Linked DNA regions of Homo sapiens: region 1 is linked to region 2. A link is a loop called in an ENCODE intact Hi-C map of the cell type or tissue named here. Cell type or tissue: heart right ventricle. All regions are shown on one strand. Links, peaks and the distances in the headings refer to the core of each region. The heading gives the core; the rest is flanking DNA.

What was found. Hi-C counts contacts between places; a loop is a spot of excess contacts. Peaks named below come from ENCODE experiments on the same cell type or tissue, not always from the same donor. Only the 100,000 strongest peaks of a DNase experiment are listed, where the experiment ranks them.
Region 1: a loop joins it to region 2, with 1.8 times the contacts of the local background. A loop is called at or near these places in 5 of 110 quality-filtered maps.

Annotation. Positions count from the first base shown.
Region 1 is chr12:67,597,215-67,609,697 of GRCh38, reverse strand. No RefSeq gene overlaps it. Among named protein-coding and RNA genes, the nearest start is that of LINC02442, 13 kb to the right of the region's middle. In heart right ventricle, for the core only: no CTCF peak of the experiment used is centred there; no DNase peak of the experiment used is centred there.
Region 2 is chr12:67,549,701-67,562,183 of GRCh38, reverse strand. The region is part of intron 2 of LINC02408 (long intergenic non-protein coding RNA 2408); the gene reads right to left. Among named protein-coding and RNA genes, the nearest start is that of LINC02442, 34 kb to the left of the region's middle. RefSeq lists enhancers at 6,132-6,631, 6,632-7,133. In heart right ventricle, for the core only: no CTCF peak of the experiment used is centred there; a DNase peak (open chromatin) is centred at 6,734.

The sequences.
Region 1 (12,483 bases), core at 1,629-9,628, 49 kb before region 2:
CTTATACTATGGGAGAGAAGTGATAATCCTGAAATGGTGCTGGTGGGGGGTAGGGGGGATACTTGGTCCCCAACCCACCTCCTCGGGGGTACATGCTGTTTATATGTGTGTGAGAAAGAAAAACTGCAAGAGAAGTGCTGGGTGTATTGTAGGGAGAGCCAGAGTTCGATCAGGCCATGGAGCTGGAGGTAGGGAATGTATTTGCCATGGTGGAGAGAGTTTCCATATGGTTCAGAGGAAAAATTGATGAGGGAACAAGGAGCAGCAGCGGGAGGCTGTATAGGAGAGAGGAAGCACAGAGCAGCTTGGGGATGAGCACAGACGTTAGAGAGGCTTATATCTAGCCAGTCATTAGGGTAAAAATAAAGTGAGGCATGATGAGTTTAACTGACTATGAGGTTTTCCAAAGGATCCCCACTCAAGCTCTTAGTAAATGTTGGAGTCAGCAGTTCCCACTCTGTGTCCTTAAAGTCTGGAATCAACAGCTTGCCCTCTAGTTTCTCAGAACCATGCTGCCTCGGAGGGAGTCTGAAGCCCTGCAGTGTGGACCATGGCTGGAAGGGCGGCCCTACCAGGCCCTGGTTTCTGGTGCTGAGAATGGCATGGGTTGACACACAGGGAGGCAATTCCCTAAAGTTTGGGCTGTGGGTTGGTTTTGATGGGGTGATTACTGGAGAACCTAAGGCTCATGACAGTGAAAATATGTTTTGACAAATATTCTGCCCTTTCTGAGTGGGGAGTGGGACCAGTTCTATGAAAAGTGTGGCAGGGAATTGTGCTCTTGAGTGCCCACACTACCCCCACTCTTCTCCTTTGGTGGTTTCTTCCCTACTCTCCATCATGGCCATTCATGCTGCCATGGCTCACCCCTCCAGTTTCTCCCCAGAGCACACACATTTTCAAGCAAACATTTTGTTTCCTCATACTCGATAAGAATGCACCTGTTTTATGTCTAACTCTATGCGAATGCACCTTGCTGTCCTAATCATAGAATGGCTGTGCTGTAAATCTACTCCAATTACTCATCTGAATCATATCAAAATCACCCCACCAAAACCAACCCACAGCCCAAACTTTAGGAAACTGCCTCTCTGTGTGTCAACCCATGCCATTCTTGGCACCCAGAAACCAGGCCTAGCAGGACCACTCTTTGAGCCATGGTCTAGCCAGCTGGACAGAAAACTCCTTGCCTTAAAATGTTGCCCATCATTGGTTAGTACTGAGTGATGGACAGCTTTATTGAGTTAAATTCCTTGTATGGCCCTCAGACTCATATAGAACACTCATAATTCCTTTTCTTCAGGCCATCACTCCAAATATCAGCCCCTAGGTTTGTCTTACTAAGGCTGCCAAGTCCTATGTCCCTCAGACACTGAACACCAATGTAGAAGGGTGAGATCACAGTTCCCAGATAAAAAATCTGCCTCTTCTTGTTTTAAAAAGAAAACATATTAAGCACTTACTCCGTGCCAGACTCTGTGCTAATTGGAAGATTAATTTAATTTGATTAATCTTCCCAACAACACCAAGAGGGAAGGATTGTTTTCTTTTTTCCAATGACTAAACAAGGGCTCAGTGGAAAACATGATTTGCCTTAAGGTCATGCTGCATTTCTAGGGGCAGAGATAGAACTGAAGCCCAGGTCCCCCAACTTCAAGGCCTGTTCTCTGGCTACCACACACTGAGAGCGACTCTCTCCAGACAACAGCCCATCCACTGGAGCAATCAGATGCTGCAAGTCTAGACAGAATTATAAGTCTGAAGGCTGAGGAACGATTTGAAGCCTAATTTTTTTTTTTTTTTTTTGCATTTCCAAAAAGTGTAATATATAAGTGTATTATTATTTTTATTACTCTCAAAGCCAAGGTTAGTGTGACGAGATGGTGTCTTAGTGTTGGTAAGAAACACTAGCTGCCGTGACAGAAACCCCTAGAATCTCAGTGGCTTAACATAAACCGTCTTATGCAAAATGTAATGCACGTGTCTTTCTTTGGCAAGTGGTCTTCTATGTGGCCTGTTACTGGTTGAAAAAATTCATATGTTGAAGTCCTAAGCTCCAGTTCCTCAGGCCATGACGTTATTTGGAAATAGAGCTGTTATAGATGTAATTAGTTAAGATGAGGCCATACAGGAGTAGATTGAGCCCTAGTCCAATAGGATTGGTTTTCCTATGAAATTGGACACAGGCACACCTACAGGGAATACGTCATGTGAACATGAAGATGGCCATCTACAAGTCAGGAGAGAGGCCTAGAACAGATCCTTCCCTCTCAGCCCTCAGAAGGAACCCACTTTACAAACATCTTGACCTCAGATTTCTAGTCTTTAGAACTGAGGCAATGGATTTTTGTTGTTGAAGCCACCCAGTTTGTGGCGCTCTGTTATGGCAGCCGTAGCAAACAAACACACAGTCCTGCAGGGCATCTTTCCATCTGTAGCTCTGCCATCTTCTAGAGCCTCAGAGTTCTTTCCTGGAGCCTCTGTCTTTGGCTAGGGGATGAAAGAGGAGAGCATGTAGAGGGTTTACGGGGCAGGCATGAAGGGACATGCATGTTTTCTGCCTGCAGTTCATTGGCAAGAAGTCAGTCACATGACCTCCTTAACTTCAGCAAGGACTGGGAAATGTAGGCTAGCTGTGTCCATGAACAGGAGAAAACAGATGTCAGTAAACACAGCGGATTCCTTGCCACGGATAATTTAAAATAGAAAGATACTGGAGGAAAGAGGCCACTGCTAGGAGGCTATGACAGGAGTCATTCATCCAACATCCACTCACTCCCTCATCCATTCTATAAGTATTTATTGAGTGCCTACTGTTTGCCAGCACTGAGTTGGTATGGCGACATAGGGGCATAGCAGGAAACAAAAAGGGACAGATCCCTGCCTTTAAGGAACTTGCACTGTGATAACATATGGTAGAAAATTGCAAGTTGCCTTTGGAGGCTCTTTAAATGTAGTCCTAGTGTAGGTGGTCAGAGAAAGTGGTCACAGAAAGTTCTCAGAGGAGAAGACACTGAAAGAGAAATAAGAGGGAGCTAATGGTCTGCACTCCCACCTCTGCAATTCCAAAATCCAATAAGCTCTGAAAACCAAGTTTTTTGGGGAAAGTTATTTGGTAATAAAACCAGACCTAATCTTGACACATATGGTTGAAAAGCCTGATCTCAATGGACACAAAGGTACTTATACACTTTATCTATTGTACTAGGGATCAGTACTTGAATACTTACACTCTTGCTACAAGATGTTCATGTGTTTGTTTCCAAAATAGATCAAGACATAGTATTGCTAATGTGCCAGACAGAGTCATCAGATAATTAAAATGATGGATGAATTTTGGTGAGAACAACGGATACCACAAATGTTTTTCAGAATACATCCTAGTCACCCAAATTGATAGATATCTTTAATATTCACTCTTTCAGTGGTTCTGTAATTGAATAATTTCCATATCTCTGAAACCAAAGAGGAATTACCAATGGTTTGGTCAATACCTAGAGCCTTAGAAATAGGTGGTGGGCAGTGCTGGGAGCAGCAGTGAGGGTAGTGCCTTTAGTAGTGACCACTGAGCTGGATCTGTGAGCCAGGTTGACACAGAAGGAGTGGACTTAGGATCTAGGGTTTCTTCTAGCAGAGGATTTGGAGAAAAGGTAACTACTCACATCATTGTGAACTAAGACTTTCTTCTCCTCAATAGCTATGGCAAAAGGGAAATAATGATAGTGTTGGTGCTTCCAGAGATGCTCTACCTGCTTACCTTTCCATAGATAACACCTGGACTCTACCATGAAAACAAGCATTAGCTCTAGCCACTCAGTTAGAACACTCATACACACAGAGGAGCAATAAGGAGGTCTAAGCCACCTTGAACCTTGTTCTTCAAATTAAGACATCTGGAAGTGACCGATGTGAAGCAGCCATTGTCCAACCAAGCTCTCTGTGATCATGGAAATGTGCTGTGATCTGTGTCCCCAGTACAGTAGCCAGGAACCCTGTGTGCTCTGGAGTGCCATCCACTGAAATGAGGATGGTGTGATGGAGGAACTGAATATCTAATTTGATTTAATGTTAAGTAATTTAAATTTAAATTTAGATGGCCATATGTGGCTAGTGGCTACCATATTGGAAAGCTCGGGTATAAAGAGTTACTTTTTCTCATGCAAAAATTACACCACCACTGAAACACAGGGCTAGGAATCCTGTTTTCTAGCTTTTATTTCCTTGTAAACCAACTGTGGCTAGTACCAGTTGTGGCGCGTTTTTGAAGGTATGTTAACATTTTCATTTCTGTAAGCTTCATCGCTTCTGGAAAAGTGTTCTAACCTGGAGCCTACTAGTGAGTTGGAGAAAGTCATTAAAGATTTTGCTTTCAATTACTTACTTCTACAATGTTCGTCTTCTTTCTCCTCTTAGCCAGGCAGGAAGAGAGAAACAAAATTATAAAGCAATACCAGTACAGTGGCATGTAGTAACCCTTGTGTTTGACATTTCTTTGGCTCAAATGTAGTCATTCCACTTCTCTTGGTAGGATGAGTTTACTTCAGGCTGTAGCTTTTCTCCTGGTGACGAACAAGGATGTTCTCCTTAAGGACAGGGATGCATTAAAGTTCTCCTTGTGTGGCAGAGTGCCTGGTACTTAGCAGGCATTTGATACATGTATGTTGGATCAAATAGCTTATCACAATCAAACAATGTTTAAGTTTACTTAGTAAATACTAAGTACTATAGTTCTTCAAATACTTTGCAAACTTTTCCCAATGCAACCTAATTTAAGCCAGAGAGTAAGTCCAAATTTATGGCAACACAGCTTAAACATTTCCACTAAATGAAGTAAAGTAAAGCTTAAAAACAGAGATGTAAGGTGCATGTTCCACAGGTATAAAAGGATGATATGGGATCTCCCAGTCTATACATGTTTAAGGAAGGACAGTATCAGTGACATTCTGACCCAAATGCATTACACTTTAATTTAGAAAAAAGGAATAAAAAAGGAGTCTCAGAGTCTTTTCTAGCCATGAGTTCATAGGTGTGAACCCAAATAGCTTTAACCTGATAAATCCCCTAAATCCTTTCCCACAAAAAAGACCACATTTGAAAGACTTTCTCAAAAAACTCTTCAATAATTAGATCACTGTGGAATTTCTGATTGGAGATTTGTTGCCCTGAAAATTTGTAGTATTTTTTCCACTAGCCATAAGCAGTTCTGATTTTTCAATTAAAATCCACATCTGTGGAATATGTACCTAAATAAAAAACTATAAACAGCCTTACAGAAATATTTGTGCCAGTAGGGTGACTATAGTTAACAGCAATGTATTGTATATTTCAAAATAGCTAGAAGAAAGAATTTTGAATGTTCTCACTACAAAGAAACAATAAATGTATGAGATTATGGATGTGCTAATTACCCTGATTTGATAATTACACAACATGTACATGTACTGAAATGCTGTTTCTTATAATATGTACATTTATTGTGTGTCAATTAAAAATAAAAGAAAACTAAAAAAAGAAATATTTGTGCCAAATGGTAGATATAATAGTCATGGCAGAAAAGCAGAATATTCTAATTTCATCTTCTTTATTATGTGAATCCTTGAGTGGTAGATTTTTTTTCCTCAGTTAACATAGATTTAATGGTAATAATTTGCAGAGATGCATTTAGAAGAACTATTGGATGTTTCTGCTAACATCCTTTGGAAGTTGATTTCCCCAACTAGGATCAAAACTCTAGCTTTGTAAATCCTCCTTTTGTTATTCACCACTAAATTCGCATTTTTTAGAAAGGAGAAGGAAGCCATGGGAGTTTTCTGGTGTCCCTGGAAATTCTGTCATTCAATGCTCAAATTTGCAGCTGTCTATCCCTGGTTTGTTGTAGAATAATTTGATGGGACATAGAGTGTCAACACTTTTTTTGTAAGCCCTCTGGATAAGTCTTATATCATCTGTTCATACTTCCAGAAAACATTCATAAAAATGTCCCTATAATAGACCAGGTATGATTTCCTATAATAGACAAAGATGGTCTATACAACTTTGACCTTGTGCAAAGTAAGAGAATTTCAAAAATAGGTAAACGGCATCATGCAATGGATAATCTTTTTTTTTTTTCTTTTTTTTTTTTGAGATACAGTCTCGCTGTCACCCAGGCTGGAGTGCAGTGGCGCCATCTTGGCTCACTGCAACCTCCACCTCCTGAATTCAAGCAGTTCTTCCACCTCAGCCTCCTGAGTAGCTAGGACTACAGGCATGTGCCACCACACCCGGCCAATTTTTGTATTTTTAGTAGAGATGGGGTTTCACCATATTGGGCTGACTGGTCTCGAACTCCTGGGCTTGTGATCCTCCCACCTTAGCCTCCCAAAGTGCTGGGGTTACAGGCGTTAGCCACCGTGCCCGGCTGGATAATTTTTTGAATAGTTAATTATTATTTACTAAAGAGACATAAATGCTGGAAATAATGCCAAGGTTTATATCTCAATAAAAGAAGAAAGTTAGGTTTTGTGAAATTCCCTAAGCCACCTTGGCCATTTACAATTTACCACTGTTGGTAGCTTCAGATAATCAAAAGACGGTGGGAATTTTATGTCCCCGCGTTTCCACAACTTTCCTATTAGCAAATTTCAGACCAGATTTTGACATGTATACAAAACATAGCCCTAAAACCAGTTCTTGTAAACTTGGTGAAATCATGGCTCTCTGACTTTCTGGGTGTTCTGACAAGCACTTTGCATGAAAGTAGCTCTCCTGAGCAAACACAACATGTATTCTATTAGCAGGATCAGCTAGGTGGATTAGCCAACAAAATCCTCCATAAAGTGGGGGGCATGATCGATTAGAGTTCTAGACCTAGGCACTCTATAAAAGGTGTTCGGCTACAGGGCTACCTGGATCCCCATTTCTTATTCATACAAGGAAAGGAGTTTTCTATACAAATCTTTCCATGTAACCATGTATCATAAACACAGCTTATTTCACCAATAGTAAAGCACTTTCTAGTATCCTTATGTTGCATCATCAACCCTTGGAGGGCATATTTGTATAGTAGTATTTAAAATACTTGCTACTAGAGTGTAGAAAATACTATACTTCCTTACTGAGATCCTTCCAATTTTAACTAACCACCTTCAAAGTACGGATTTCTGATTGGAGCACTTCAGATCTTATTCTAGGCATCTAGGGAGTATAACTGTATACAAAATGTGGACATAGAGGTATTTCAAGTAAATTACAGGCCATATAAGAGAATGGTTGGGGGTATGAAGACGGGCTGAACAATCAACCACTTTCAAAGGTCTGGCTTCAGGATTTAAGAAAATGAACACTATTATCTACCTCAGCGTCCTTTTAGGACCATCCTCGCCTCCGTTCTCTCACTAGTAAAGCACTAGTCCTGAAAGTAAAAGCAAAGTCTCTGAAATCAGGCTGCCTGGGTTTGAAGCCTGAGGCTGCCACTCACCTGTCAAAGTTTATGTTCTCTATGCCTTCACTTCCTCACCTAAAAAACTGAGGGCAATAATATGCCTAAGCTATTAGGTTGTTCTGAGGGTATGAGGTAACTCAAATAGAAACCTTGGCAGCTTGCCTCACACCTAGCAAGTATCCAATGAATGTTTACAGAAAAACAAATGCATGCAAACAACAAGGGGATTGTGTTAGGCAGAAGTATATAAGACAAAGCCACAATTCCCGGTCTCAAGGAGCTTATAGCCCAGTGGGAGAGACAGGCAAAGATGCAACAAAAACATAGTTGATTAGTTCTGGCCAGGCGTGGTGGCTCACTCCTGTAATCCCAGCACTTTGGGAGGCTGAGCGGGGCAAATCACCTGAGGTCAGGAGTTCAAGACCAGCCTGGCCAACATGGCAAAACCCTGTCTCTACTAAAAAAAGTACAAAAAATTAGCCAGGCATGGTGGTGAACACCTGTGGTCCTGCTTCTTGGGAGGCTGAGGCAGGAGAATTGCTTGAATCCAGGAGGCAGAGGTTGCAGTGAGCCGAGATCACGCCACTGCACTCCAGTAGGAGGGACAGAGCGAGACTCCATCTCAAGAAACAAAACAAAACATAGTTGATCAGTTCTATGTAAAATGTATGTAAATTGCAATACCTGCCAACCCTTATTAAACATATATATAGATAGATACAATGAAAGCCACTAGAAATTTCCAATATATAAGAGGAGGATTAAGATACCCTATCATCAACAGTGATATACATTGCAAATGCCAGCATAGAAAATACTTTAAAACAACTGATATATTGAAAAATGATGTTTTATTTTAAATGCTCTACATTAACAATTTGTCTTTTTGGATTCTGAAAACATTTTCCAGGGGCCTTTTCCAGTTAGAAATGAGACTACTGTAAACAGTCCAACAATTAATGACATACAGTTGGCTTTTCTGAGCTAAACAGTTATTGAGCCCAAATTTACAAATGCGAAACACTTCACCAGCCACAAAACAAGGCTGAATCATATTAAGAGAACATGGATTTCAAAAAGAGCAGAAACTTTCTTTCTTTTTTTTTTTATCTCTTTGTTTATTCCTTATTTTAACAGGTCATCTACCTTTTAACAGCACGGCTCAGTGTTACTGTTTTCCTTGCCAACTACAGATATGATCTGAGATTTCAATGTGTGAATATGAGCTAATTCACAAGACAAGACAAAATGCCAATTTAATAACTCTTAGACAAGACCTAGATTTTGTGTTTGAATAGGGATGGCAGATTGAGAACTATTAACCTGCTAATCTGCAGATGCATTAAATGTCTGTGGATAGTCAAGGCCACAATAGTTTTGACAACTTAAAAAAATACTCTGTCATGGCAAGATAAGTTACCCATAACCTTCACATTTGCATAACAGGATAGATTGCTTCAACTCTTCAGGGTGCAAGTATATTTCCTACACATCAAAAAGTCAACCAAGTACTCACCATTTTATTTTCCTAACTATTATTCAAATATGATTAAGGTTTTTTTTTTGTTTTGTTTTACATAACACATGATGGGTTTAAAACCTAGGGAAAGAAGATTGATTTTGGAGGTTTAAGAAATGTGTACCTTTTGGTCTTAACAAGATTCTTCATATTATAATTATTAAAATCTATATACTGTCTTTTAATCAGATCTTTAAGAATATTACCAGAATACTAATGCTAATGAGTTCATTAGAAAAGCTTGTTTTTCCCCCAAGAGACAGGGTCTTATTCTGTTGCCCAGGTTGGAGTGCAGTGGTGCAATCATAGCTCATAGCTCACTGCAGCCTCAACCTCCTGGGCTCAAGCAATCCTGCCTCAGTCTACCAAGTACCTGGTACCACAGGCACATGCCACCATGCCCAGCTACTTGTTTTTTAACATTTATTTATTTGTAGAGATAAGGTCTCACTTTGTTGCCCAGGCTAGTCTGGAACACCTGGCCTTAAGCATGAAAAGCTTTTTTTTTTTTTTTTTTAATAAATTTTTGGGAGTAGGGGTGGGATTTAGGTGTGGAGTGGAAGGAAAGTGAAGAGATGCTAAGATAAAAAGCTTCTGTTAGTCCGTTTTCACAGTGCTATAAGGAACTGCCCAAGACTGGGTAATTTATAAAGAAAAGAGGTTTAATTGACTCAAAACTCTGCATAACTTGGGGGAGGCCTCGGGAAACTTACAATCATGGCAGAAGGGGAAGGAGACACCTTCTTCACAAAGCGACAGGAGAGAGAAGAGAAAGCCAAGTGGGAAGCGCACCTTACAGATCCATTACATCTCTTGAGAACTCACTCACTATCACTAGAACAGCATGGGGGAAACCACCCCCGTTGATCCAATCACCTCCTTACCTCAACACGTGGCCAAACAATATGAGAGCTTAAGAGAACTTGTGGCTGAAACCAGTCTCTTTTTCATTTGAAATTATTGTAGAATCTGAAAGTGTTGCCGTGTTCATAAAGGTAAGAAAAAACTTAATTCTAGTTCAAAACATTTAATAGTAGCTGTGGTCTGAATGTGTCCCCTCAAAATTCATGTATTGAAGCTGAATCATCAATGTAATAGTATTAAGAGTTGGGGCCCTTAGGGGATAATTAAGTCATGATGGTAGAGCTCTCATGAATGGGGTTAGTGACTTTATAAAAGAGGTGGAAGGGAGCTATTTGCCCACTTCTGCCATATGAGGATGCAGCAAGAAGGTGCCATGTTTGAAGCAGAGCAGCCCTCGCCAGACACCAAATCTGTTGGTGCCTTGATCTTGGACTTCCAAGTTCCAGAACTGTGAGAAATAAATTGCTGTTGTTTTTAATACTCTGCCTAAGGTATTTTGTTATAGCAGCGTGAATGAACTAAGACAACACCAGAAAGCATAATTGATTTTCACCTTAAAACACTTAATTGGGTACATTAATATGGTTCATTAGTATCCAGATTTTATACCTGATCTATTCATCAGGATATTACTGACTATATTTGTTCTCACCAGATTTTCCATTTTCATAGAGATTCACAAATGGTGAATAAAATTATAACTCTATTCTTTTGCAGAGTTAGATCTTACTTGTTTTTCCTATTTTTCCATGAAGGTAGCTTGAGAGAGGAATTGAGAATATTGCTAAAAAGATCAAATACAGAAATGAGTTTGTCATTTTCAGTCTCACTTAGTTTTCATATTCAACAGCATGTTAACCATTTGGGAAATAAATTCTCCTTTTTTTCTTTTTTGAGACAGGGTCTTGCTCTGTCACTCAGGCTGGAGTGCAGTGGTACGATGATAGCTCATAGCTCACTGCAGTCTCTCAACCTCGGCCAGGAAAGAAATTCATTCATTCATTTGAAAAGAAACACATGGACCATGATCCCTTTCTGAACCAACATCCACTTGACTTTAAATCTTTCAAAGGGCACTTACTGACAATTACTATGCACACACTGCTACAGTTATGCCTGTAGTTAACCAAATTTGTCAACTGCAGAGATATACACATTTCTTTTCTATTCTAAATTAAATTTAAAAATCAACTTGAACACACACATGCGAGATTATCAAGTTCAGTCTCTTACTCTTGAGACTACCCTTTGTCTTTCAATATCAAAGAACCCTAAAGGCAAACACAGATTAAGCCACTCAATCTGTGGGGTTTTGTGAATAGAGGAATTTGTCTGACTTCCACACCTAAGCAGAGATCAGACATTTATTGTCATAGCTTCTCACCAACATGTGGTATCACTGAAGAAAACTTGTTCCATAAGATCTAAAGGGCACTGAGGAATATTTCTGGTCCAGGTCTGTGGGGGTGGATGGAAATGAGGAGCCATGTCTTTCAGGAAGCTGGTTCTGCCATTTTGGATTTTTGAACAAAGCTATTTTTTTTTTTTTTTTTTTTTTTTTTTGCTCAAATCCAAGCTTAGGCAAGGAGCTCCAGGTTCACTGTTTACCTTGAAACTATCCTCCAATGCACCAGTTGTCTCAAGAGTGCCATGTCACAAGTGGCCTAATAGCCTACCATTTGAGGACTCCCAACCAGCAACCCTTTTTTCTTCCTGGGGATGTAAATTCCAAGAATGAGGCTAGGAAGCTACTGACTTTGAGGCCCTAATCCGCAGCAGGCTTTTATTGTCTTTTTGGGTTCCAGACACTCACAGAAGTAAAGGCCTCCTGACCTTTCCCTGTCTTTCCTTAATACTAGGCCTTGATTACTCCCAGAGGGTCTACATGTTCATCCTTTTTTGGGGGACAAAGCCATGTTTCTTTCAGTAGTGATTTACCCTCCCAAGGCTGACCCAGGAGCAAAAACAAAACAAAACAAAAATACATACACACAAATAAAAGCATGGTCAAAATTTTAGGCAGGACATCCCCTACATTTAGGTTCAATGATAAGTTATCATTCCTTCCTAGCCATAGCGTGTACGTCCATCTTCCCTTTGGTAAACAGATTAATCTGCTCAAGCCACTGTAACAAAACACCACAGACTGTGTGGCTTAAACAACAGAAATGTATTTTCTCACAGTTCTGGAGTCTAGAAGTCCAAGATCAAGGTGCCGGCATGCTTTGTTTCTGGTGAGGGCTCTCTTCATGGCTTGCAGATGGCTGCCTTCTTGCTGTGTCCTTACGTGGTGGAGAGAGAGAGCAAACTCATTAGTGTTTCTTCTTCTAGGGGCAGTAATATCATGGGATTAGGGCTGTACCCTCAGGACCTCATCTAAACCTAATTATGTTCCAAAGGCTCCATCTGCAAGCACCATCACACTGGGGGTTAGGGCTTCAACAGATTAATTTTGGGAGGATACAAACAGTCTTTAACAGTAGATAAGACTCATTGTTATTTTTTTCTCCCCTGGCTAACATTTAGAAGATGGTCCTTATTTAAGATTTCTTTTATTTCTAATATGCATTACTTCAACCAGAGTAAAACTGACCAACAGCAAAATTTGTTTTGTTTTAGGTCATTAATATTTTGAAATCTTAAATAGAAAAGTCTATTTTTTATCCAAATTAACTCA
Region 2 (12,483 bases), core at 2,860-10,859:
AAGCATATATATTTTCTTAGCTTGGGTTCTCCTGAAATCAGAGCTGATACAAAGCTTTTTTGTAGGTAGTCTGACAACATGATCCCAAGGAGGACGAGTAGCAATCAGGGGGAGTTAAACAAGTTAAGAGAAAAAGGCAATAAAGAAATGCAGCATTGAATTGGCCACTACTGTGAGCAACAAGAGCTGGATTCTGATGGGGCTTCTGGAAATCTTCATAAACTGTGACTCTAAACTGTCCACCTGAGTGTGAAACGAGAGGCACTTATCTAGTGTTTCCTGTGCTTTATTGATGGAGGGTATCCAAACAGTTAATTCCCTTGCATTTCTACACTGCAAGTGCGTGAATGTTGAATGGGTTTGTGTGAGAGTCTCTCTCCGCAGCTTCAGAGAAGCCCTGGGACAGTGTCATAGACTGAAGGTTTGTGTCCCTCCATAATTCCTATGTTGAAGCCCTAACCCCTCAATGTGATATTATTTGGAAGTGGAGCCTTTGTTGGTAATTAGGTTTTAACGAGGTCATGAGGGTGGAGGCCCCATGATGGAGTTAGTGTCCTTATAAGAAAAGGAAGAGACTGAAGTTCACTCTCTCTGCCATGTGAGGACACAGAGGGAAGACAGCCTTTTGAAAACCGGGAAGAAAGCCCTTACCAGGATCCGAATGGACAGCACCATGATCCTGGATTTTCTAAGCCACCCCAGTCTATGGTACTTGTTACGGTAGCCTGAGCTGACTAAGACAGGCAGGAGCAAATAGTACACACTGCAGGCCTGAGAAGAGACACTGTCACAGTGCACCAGTGTGAAGCTTGTTGAAGCCTGCAAAGAACTGGTCATCACAGCAGTGGCTGGAGTTAGGGGTAAGTGCCAGTTACATTGAAATAGAGAATAAAACATATCCAATGCATTTATGCATATAAATGTACTACCCCACATTTTCCCTACAAACCATGGCATCCTATTGACAATGTTCTGTACATTGTTCTAACTGATTAGCAATCTATCTTGCAGACTATAGCCACATCAGCATAAATCTTACTCATTTAATGACTACATAGCATTGCATTATATGAATGCATCATAATATATTGAACCACTTTCTAGTTAATGAATATTGAAATTGCTCTCAGGCTACAAACAATGCTTTGGGAAATACACTCTCATAGACACACAGTCATCGTATCTTTGTGCATACATGTAATTTTTTTCTGTAGAAATATTTTCTACAAGTTGGATCGCTAGGTCAAAGACTATGGGCTTAAAACATTTTTATTAATATTGATAAGTTGCTCGCCAAAGAAGGTTTTTTCTTTTTTCTGTTTTTTGTGATGGAGTCTCACTGTGTCACCCAGGCTGGAGTGTAGTGGTGCAATCTCGGCTCACTGCAACCTCTGCCTCCCGGGTTCAAGCGATTCTTCTGCCTCAGCCTCCCGAGTAGCTGGGACTACAGGCACGCCCCACCATTTTTGTAGTTTTAGTACACACGGGGTTTCACTGTGTTGGCCAGGCTTGTCTCGAACTGCTGACCTTGTGATTCACCCACCTCAGCCCCCCAAAGTGCTGTGATTATAGGCATGAGCCACTGCACCCGGCTTCAAAGAAAGTTTTTCAATTTACACTCTGCCAGAAATGCATAGATGCCTGTGTTCTCACATCTTCAGCACAGTGCATTTTCACATTTAAAACTTTGTTGCCAATCTAGTAGGTAAAAAAGGACTTTGTTTTAATTTGCATTTTTAAAATTACAGCTGAGGTTGAGTGTTTTCGTTTGCTTAAAAGGCTTTCATATTATCTCTTCTATAAATTGCTTGTTCATATTTGTTGCCCATTTTTTTCTACTGCATTTTAGGTTTTTTGCATTAAGAAAATTAGCCTTTGTCACATTTGTTACAAAACATTTTCCCTGTGTGCTGGTTTTCTTTTATGGGATTTTGTTTTCTCTTTGATTAAAAGTGGAAAGTTCAAAGGACTAAAAGATCTCAAATATGACGCACCAGCCTCACACCTGCCAAAGTTTAAAACAATTCAAGTAAATCCACAGCCCCTAGAGCAGTTAATGTAACAAAATAACATTCTCAGAACTAGTTCTTAGTAGAACCTGATACATGCCACTGGGGTCTATCACATCCCAGAGACTCAGCAGCACCTGTCAGCAACACTGTGGCAGCTACTGCTGTCTCTTGGAATGTGATTGCTGAAGCCCATGACACCTGGCTCCAAGGAACAGTTTTTCTCCTTGTCTTCACATGTGTTTCTGCTAGAGGATCTCTCAGCCAATTTCCGAGCAGGAGTGCCTATGAGGCTGTCTGAAGCCTGTGCCCTAAGGGCTTTCATGAGGGCTAATAACCGTCCTGATCTCCTGAAGGCCCTTTCTTTCCTCTGCTTCTGAATCTCCTGGGCTTACAGTGATGATCATTCTGCCGCAGCTTTACCTGCAGTGGACTGTGTTCTTCCCCGCTGGGGTTCTCTCCTTTCAGGAGGGCCTAGCTAAGGTTTTTAACTGCTTAACCTCCTTCTTAAGGGGCTTCCTTTCTTTCTCAATCTTGTATAATGCTAGCACTCTTGGACCTTCTTTGCTCTTAGTATCTGAGCAGTGCTTCTTCTAATTCTTGTCTAGATTTCTCTATTCTCTAGCAACCCCTCTCTATTCAGATAAATACCAAAATATCTTTCCTTTTGCAAGCCTATATTTAAAAGCAGTTGGATATGAGTGTATATATGTTCTATATATGTAGCTAGTCTATCCTGTAAGGTCTGACTTTTTCTCAGAGGGAAACTCTCTTCTTAAGTCTGTCTTCCTTAATTTTTCTTTCATTTGCCCATAATCCCTGTTTTAATGGTAGTGGGCATGCATATTTTTAAATACCAATGGTAGTGGAAAGCATATTTTTAAATACTAATCTAGTTCCTCCTTGATTTCCCCAGGAAAAATGATTCTCAGAGTATTCCAGGCACAAGCCTTCTAAAATCGCCTGCTTTAGCCTGCAAATTTGAAATACATTCACTGAATTGTTTCTCCATTTCAAACCAAGAAGATGACATATTTGCTATACGACAAAAGTTCAGTCTACCTTTAATTTTTTTTATTAATGAAATCTACCACTTCTGCATAGTAAAGAGATAGCCTAGGTCACTGACATTTGAAGCCAGATCAGAATTTATGTGATTAGCACATGCAGCGCCAACTGGGGGCCACATGGCGGAGGTTAATCTGAACCCAAAGCCTAGGACAAGCTGCATGAGTCCAAAATGGCTTCTTTCACCTTGAATGCTGTTCAAAACAAGATAAGAAGAAATCAAAGTGGGGTCTGCTAAGCAAAGTCTAACACCTCATAATGTGCATCTCTCAGATCAGCAGTAGCAGCATCACCTGAAACCTGCTAGAAATGCAAAATCTTGGGTTCTACCCCAGAATTACAGAATCCAAATCTGCACTTTAACAAGACCCCCCGAGAGATTTGTTTGCACATCTAAGTTTGAGAGATCTTATATAACTTAGCTCTCTGCAGTCCTTGCTGAGAATAAAAAGTTACAGAGAGAAATTCATTGCACCCACAATACTTACAAAATCTGCACACTGAATCTCAATCTGCTTTAACTGAAACTAAAAGGTTCTTTTCTGATCATTTAATCCTTGTCCTAGCTGCTTGCTTTGGTGAAAGCAAAGGTGTAGCATTTGGTGTCAATGAGCTACAGAGGTGCCTTCTCTCTCTCCCCACACTGAGGCCCATGCCAGGTGAAGACCAGGTACAGGACGATAGTGATTATAAACCACTTCTCAAATACCTAGTGTCCTGACATAGTCCCAAACTACCCAAGCTGGCCTTTAAGAAGGTTCCATTTCTATGTATTATTTTATCCCCTAAATTCTAGTCCTTAGCCATCTATTAAAATCAATATTAAGGGTTTGAAGGTCCTAATGAATAAAACCACTCTTTCCTCCTCCCAAGCGAGAAAATATGGAGAACTAAGAGTGAGGCATTAAATCAATAAAGATCAAAAGTCAGACCTGTTGTTGTTAAGCTGATTACAATATAAGGCTTAGAATCGCAACCCAATGAGCTTCCAAACACTCCAGAGAATTTGGATAAAAAACCGTCCAATCCACAGTCAGGCCCTGCAGGGCCAGGCCAGTCTCCTTGAACCAAAGGGAGCATGTGAATTCTGAGGAGCAGCTCCTTTGAAAGAGATAAAGCCAAGCCACTCGTGTTCAGCTAAGCGCCCAGTTTCACAGCCAGAGAAGTCACTCCCCCTCCCTTGGGGAGAGGCAGCAAGGGTGACAGAGCAGTCAGAAATATCATACTCATACATTCTCTTCCATCAATAGAAATCTGAGGAATGGGAAATAGGAAGGCTCCTAATAAAGTCTTTGCAACGTTGAAAGCAAATAAATCTGAAAACAAATAATTTTTTTTGGAAAAAAAAAAATCACCAAAGCTGAACCATGAAGAGACAGAAAACAGACTGATAACTATGGGATAAATTGAGAAACTTACCAAAATCCTAAATTGCCTAAAAGTACCATGTTTCATAAGAGAAATCCTTAAAACTTTTGAGGAAAAATTAATTTCAATACTATTTAAACTTTCCAAGAGTGCATGGGGGAAAAAGGGGCTGTGAAAAGAAAGGCTTGTTCGGCAAAGTCAGCATAATATTTATACATAAATCTGACCTAAATAGAGTCTAAAAAGAAAAGACCAAGCTCATTTATGAATGTTGGCATTAAAATCTTAAGTGTGATTTTAGCAACTATAATTGGATAATATATTAAAGAGTATTACACCATAACCAAGTCAAGAGATTCTAGAATGCAAAAATGGTTCAAAGTTAATAAATATATTTATATAATTTATGTTTATGAGTCAAGTAACAAAATAATAAAAAGTTCAAGGCCCTACATGCTATAAAAGCATTTGACAAGATAAAAAATCTATTCCTGGCTGGGTGTGGTGGCTCACACCTATAATCCCAGCACTCTGGGAGGCCAAGGCAGGAGGATCACTTGAGGCCAGGAGTTTGAAACCAGCCTGAGCAACATAGTGAGACCCTGTCTTCACAAAAAATTGAAAAAATTAGACAGGCCTGGTGACCTATGCCTGTAGTTCTAGCTACTCAGGAAGCTGAGGTGGGAGAATCTCTTGAGCATGGGAGTTCCAGATTGCAATGAGCTGTGATTACACCACTGCACTCCAGCCTGGGTGACAGAGCAAGATCTTGTCTCTTAAAAATAAATTAATTAATTATATCCATAAAGGATATATATACTTGACTTTTTTGTTTTTTGAGATGGAGTCTTACTCTGTCGCCCAGGCTGGGGTGTAGTGGCGCAATCTCAGCTTACTGCAACCTCCACCTCCTGGGTTCAAGCAATTCTTTGCCTCAGCCTCCTGAGTAGAAACTATTCACTGGTATTACAGGCACCCACCACCACGCCTGGCTAATTTTCATATTTTTAGTAGAGATGGGGTTTCACCATCATGGCCACACTGGTCTTGAACTCCTGACCTCATGATCCACCTGCCTCGGCCTCCCAAAGTGCTGAGATTACAGGCATGAGCCACTGCACCCAGCCATACCTGACTTTTTAAGATACAAAATCTTAGTAAAGTAGGCATAAAGAACCTCATGCCTAATGATGAGATGGTAGAAAAATTCTCATTACCATTGGGAACATGACAAGGATACCCAGTATCTCCAGTATTACTCAGCTTTTCAGAAAATACTATCCAGTATAGAAATGGGAAATAAGTAGAAAAATTATTTTTCCCATGCCTAGAGAACTCAAAAGAATAAATGATGGGCTCACACCTGCAATTCCAGCACTCTGGGAGGCCAAGGTGGGAGGATCGTTTAAGGCCAGGAATTTGAGACCAGCCTGAGTAACACAGGGGGTCCCAATCTCTAAAAACAAACAAATTAAAATAAAGAATAAATGAAAAGAAGTATATTATTGGCAAAAAGAGAACTTAGTAAGCTTATCAAAAGTTTTTCTATATTTGCTGGCAACATGGCCGAATAGGAACAGCTCAGGTCTGCAGGTCCCAGCGAGATCGATACAGAAGGCAGGTGATTTCTGCATTTCCAAGAGAGGTAGCAAGTTCTTCTCATTGGGACTGGTTGGACAGTGGGTGCAGCCCATGGAGAGCGAGCCAAAGCAGGGTGGGGCATTGCCTCATCTGGGAAGCACAAGGGGTAGGGGGATTCCCCCCACCCCCAGCCAAGGGAAGCCCTGAGGGACTTTGCCATGAGGAATGGTGCACTCTGGCCCAGATACTGCGCTTTTCCCATGGTCTTCACAACCCGCAGACCAGGAGATTCCTTCCAGGGCCTATGCCACCAGGGCCCTGGGTTTCAAGCACAAAACTTGGCCGCCATATGGGCAGACACTGAGCTAGCTGCAGGAGTTTTTTTTTTTTTTTTTTTTTCATACCCTAGTGCCACCTGGAATGCCAGCAAGACAGAATCATTCTTTCCCCTGGAGAGGGGGCTGAAGCCAGGGAGCCAAGCGGTCTGGCTCAGTGGGTCCCACCCCCATGGAGACCAGCAAGCTAAGATTCACTGGCTTGAAATTCTGGCTGCCAGCACAGCAGTCTGAGGTCAACCTAGGACGCTAGAGTTTGCTGGGAGGAGGGGCGTCCGCCACTGAGGAGGCTTGAGCAGGCAGTTTTACCCTCACAGTGTAAACAAAGCCTCCAGGAAGTTCAAACTGGGTGGAGCCCATTGCAGCTCAGCAAGGCCACTGTGGCCAGACTGTCTCTCTAGATTCCTCCTCTCTGGGCAGGGCATCTCTGAAAAAAAGGCAGCAGCACCAGTCAGGGACTTACAGATAAAACCCCCATCTCCCTGGGACAGAGTACCTGGGGGAAGGGGCGGCTGTGGGTGCAGCTTCAGCAGACTTAAACGTCCCTGCCTGATGGCTAAGAAGAGAGCAGATCTCCCAGCACAGCGCTCAAGCTCTGCTAAGGGTCAGACTGACTCCTCAAGTGGTTCCCTGGCCCCCATGTATCCTGACTGGGAGACACCTCCCAGTATGGGCCGACAGACACCTCATACAGGAGAGCTCTCACTAGCACCTGGCAGGCACCCCTCTGGGATGAAGCTTCCAGAGGAAGGAACTGGCAGCAATCTTTGCTGTTCTGCAGCCTCTGCTGGTGATACCTAGGCAAACAGGGTCTGGAGTGGACCTCCAGCAAACTCCAGCAGACCTGCAGCAGAGGGGCCTGACTGTTAGAAGGAAAACTAACAAACAGAAAGGAATAGCATCAACATCAACAAAAGGGACATCCACTCAGAGGCCCTATCCGAAGGTCACCAACATCAAAGACCAAAGGTAGATAAATCCATGAAGATGGGGAGAAACCAGCGCAAAAATGCTGAAAATTCCAAAAACCAGAATGCCTCTTCTCCTCCAAAGAATCACAACTCCTCGCGAACAAGGGAACAAACCTGGATGGAGAATGAGTTTGACGAATTGACAGAAGTAGGCTTCAGAAGATGGGTAATAACAAACTCCTCTGAGCTAAAGGAGCATGTTATAACTCAATGCAAGGAAGCCAAGAACCTTGAAGAAAGGTTAGAGGAATTGCTGACTAGAATGACCAGTTTAGAGAAGAACATAAATGACCTGATGGAGCTGAAAAACACAGCACAAGAACTTTGTGAAGCATCCACAAGTATCAATAGCCGAATCGATCAAGCAGAAGAAAGGATATCAGAGATTGAAGATCAACTTAATGAAAGAAAGTAAAAAGACAAGATTAGAGAAAAAAAATGAAAAGAAACAAACAAAGCCTTCAAGAAATATGGGACTATGTGAAAAGACCAAATCTATGTTTGGTCTATGATTGGTGGAACTGAAAGTGACGGGAAGAATGGAACTGAGTTGGAAAACACTCTTCGGGATATTATCCAGGAGAACTTCCCCAACCCAGCAAGGCAGGCCAACATTCAAATTCAGGAAATACAGAGAACACCACAAAGACACTCCTTGAGAAGAACAACCCCAAGACACACAATCGTCAGATTCACCACGTTTGAAATGAAGCATAAAAGGTTAAGTGCAGCCAGAGAGAAAGGTTGGGTTACCCACAAAGGGAAGCCCATCAGAGCAACAGCAGATCTCTCAGCAAGAACTCTACAAGCCGGAAGAGAGTGGGGGCCAATATTCAACATTCATAAAGAAAAGAGTTTTCAACCCAGAATTTCATATCCAGCCAAACTAAGCTTCATAAGCAAAGGAAAAATAAAATCCTTTCCAGACAAGCAAATGCTGAGAGATTTTGTCACCACCCGCCCTGCTTTATAAGAGCTCCTGAAGGAAGCACTAAACATGGAAAGAAACAACCGGTACCAGCCACTGCGAAAACATACCACATTGTAAAGACCATCAACACTATGAAGAAACTGCATCAACTAACGGGCAAAACAGCTAGCATCATAACGACAGGATCAAATTGACACATAACAATATTAACCTTAAATGTAAACAGGCTAAATGCCCCAATTAAAAGATACAGACTTTTAATTGGATAAAGAATCAAGACCCATCAGTGTACTGTATTCAGGAGACCCACCTCACGTGCAAAGACACACATAGGCTCAAAAGAAAGGGATGGAGGAATATTTACCAAGCAAATGGAAAGCAAAAAAAAGGCAGGGGTTGCAATCCTAGTCTGTAATAAAACAGACTTTAAACCAACAAAGATCAAAAAAGACAAAGAAGGGCATTACATAATGGTAAAGGGATCAATGCAACAGGAAGAGCTAACTATCCTGAATATATATGCATCCAATACAGGAGCACCCAGATTCATAAAGCAAGTTCTTAGAGACCTACAAAGAGACTTAGATTCCCACACAATAATAGTGGGAGACTTTAACACCTCACAGTCAATATTAGACAGATCAATGAGACAGAACATTAACAAGGATATCCAGGACTTGAACTCAGCTCTGCACCAAGCAGAACTAATAGACAGCTTCAGAACTCTCCACCCCAAATCAACAGAATATACATTCTTCTCAGAATCACATCACACTTATTCTAAAACTGACCACATAATTGGAAGTAAAACACTCCTCAGCAAATGCAAAAGAACGGAAATCCTAACAGTCTCTCAGATCACAGTGCAATCAAGTTAGACCTCAGGATTAAGAAACTCACTTAAAACCACACAACTACATGGAAACTGAACAACCTGCTCCTGAATGACTACTGGGTAAATAACAAAATGAAGACAGAAATAAAGATGTTCTTTGAAACCAATGAGAACACAGACACAATGTACCAGAATCTCTGAGACACATTTAAAGCAGTGTTTAGAGAGAAATTTATAACACTAAATGCCCACAAAAGAAAGCAGGAAAGATCTAAAATCAACACCCTAACATCACAATGAAAAGAACTAGAGAAGCAAAAGCAAACAAATTCAAAAGCTAGCAGAAGACAAGAAATAATTAAGATCAGAGCAGAATTGAAGGAGACAGAGAAAAAAAAAAACCCTTCAAAAAATCAATGAATCCAGGAGCTTGTTTTTTGAAAAGATCAACAAAATAGACGACTAGCCAGACTAATAAAGAACAAAAGAGAGAAGAATCAAATTGACACAATAAAAAATGATAAAGGGGATATCACCATTGACCCAAAGAAATACAAACTACCCTCAGAGAATACTATAAACACCTCTATGCAAATAAATTAGAAAATCTAGAAGAAATGGATAAATTAATGTACACGTACACCCTCCCAAGTCTAAACCAGGAAGAAGTCAAATCCCTGAATGGACCACTAACAAGTTCTGAAATTGAGGCAGTAATTAATAGCCTACCAACCAAAAAAGTCCAGGACAAGATGCATTCACAGCCAAATTCTACCAGAGGTACAAAGAGGAATTGGTACCACACCTTCTGAAACTATTTCAAACAATAGAAAAAGAGGGAATCCTCCCTAATTCATTTTATGAGGCCAACATCATCCTGATACCAAAACCTGGCAGAGACAACAAAAACAAAAAATGAAAATTTCAGCCAATATCCCTGATGGACATTGATGCAAAAATCCTCAATAAAATACTGGCAAACTGAATCCAGCAGCACATCAAAAAGCTTATCCACCACAATCAAGTCAGCTTCATCCCTGGGATGCAAGGCTGGTTCAATATACACAAATCAACAAATGTAATCCATCACATGAACAGAACCAATGACAAAAACCACATGATTATCTCAATAGATGCAGAAAAGGCCTTCAGCAAAATTCAACACCCCTTCATGCTAAAATCTCTCAATAAACTAGGTATTGATGGAACGTATCTCAAAATAATAAGAGCTATTTATGACAAACCCACAGCCAATATCACACTGAATGGGCAAAAACTGGAAGCATTTCTTTTGAAAACCAGCACAAGACAAGGACACCCTCTCTCACCACTCCTATTCAACATAGTATTGGAAGTTCTGGCCAGGGCAATCAGGCAAGAGAAAGAAATAAAGGGTATTCAATCAGGAAAAGAGGAAGTTGAATTATTCCTGTTTGCAGATGACATGATTGTATGTTTAGAAAACCCCATTGTCTCAGCCCCAAATCTCCTCAAGCTGATTAGCAACTTCAGCAGTCTCAGGATACAAAATCAATGTGAAAAATCACAAGCATTCCTATACACTAACAACAGACAAACAGAGAGCCAAATCATGAGTGAACTCCTTTTCACAATTGCTACAAAAAGAATAAAATACCTAGCAATACAACTTACAAGGGATGTGAAGGACCTCTGCAAGGAGAACTACAAACCACTGCTCAAGGTAATAAGAGAGGACACAAATAAATGGAAAAACATTCCATGCTCATGGATAGGAAGAATCAATATCATGAAAATGGCCATACTGCCCAAAGTAATTTACAGATTCACTGCCCTCCCCCATCAAGCTACCATTGACTTTCTTCACTAAATTGGAAGAAACTAATTTAAAGTTCATATGGAACCAAAAAAGAGCCTGCATAGCCAAGACAATCCTAAACAAAAAGAACAAAGCTGGAGGCATCATGTTACCTGACTTCAAACTATACTACAAGGCTACAGTAACCAAAACAGCATGGTACTGTTACCAAAACAAATACATAGACCAATGGGACAGAACAGAGGCCTCAGAAATAACACCACACATCTATAACCATCTGATCTTTGACAAACCTGACAAAAAGAAGCAACGGGGAAAGGATTCTCTATTAGATAAATGGCATTGGGAAAACTGACTAGCCATATGCAGAAAACTGAAACTGGACCCCTTCCTTACACCTTATACAAAAATTAACTCAAGACGGATTAAAGACTTAAATGTAAGACCTAAAACCATAAAAACCCTAGAAGAAAACCTAGGCAATACCATTCAGGACATAGGCATGGGCAAAGACTTCCTGACTAAAACACCAAAAGCAATGGCAACAAAAGCCAAAACTGGCAAATGGGATCTAATTAAACTAAAGAGCTTCTGCGCAGCAAAAGAAACTATCATCAGAGTGAACAGGCAACCTACAGAATGGGAGAAAATTTTTGCAATCTATCCATCTGACAAAAGGCTAATATCCAGAATCTACAAAGAACTTAAATTTACAAGAAAAAACAACCCCATCAAAAAGTGGACAAAGGATATGAACAGACACTTCTCAAAAGAAGACATTTATGCAGCCAACAGACATATGAAAAAATGCTCATCATCACTGGTCATCAGAAAAATGCCAGTCAAAACCACAATGAGATACCATCTCATGCCAGTTAGAATGGCTATCATTAAAAAGTCAGGAAACAACAGATGCTGGAGAGGAAGTGGAGAAATAGGAATGCTTTTACACTGTTGGTGGGAGTGTAAATTAGTTCAACCACTGTGGAAGAGAGCATGGCAATTCCTCAAGTATCTAGAACCAGAAATACCATTTGACCCAGCAATCCCATTACTGGGATTGTATAGTAGAAGGATTGTAAATCATTCTACTATAAAGACACATGCACACGTATGTTTATTGCGGCACTGTTCACAATAGCAAAGACTTGGAACCAACCCAAATGCCATCAATGATAGACTGGATAAAGAAAACGTGGCACATATATACCACAGAATACTATGCAGCCACAAAAAAAGGATGAGTTCATGTCCTTTGCAGGGACATGGATGAAGCTGGAAACCATCATTCTCAGCAAACTGAAACAAGAACAGAAAACCAAACACCGCATGTTGTCACTCATAAGTGGGAGGTGAACAAGGAGAACACATGGACAGAGGGAGGGGAACATCACACACTGGGGCCTGTCGGGGGTGGGGGGCTAGGGGAGAGATAGCATTAGGAGAAATACCTAATGTAGATGATGGGTTGATGGGTGCAGGAAACCACCATGGCACGTGTATACCTATGTAACAAACCTGCACTTTCTGCACATGTACCCCAGAACTTAAAGTATAATAATAAAAAAGAAAAAAATTTATAAAAGT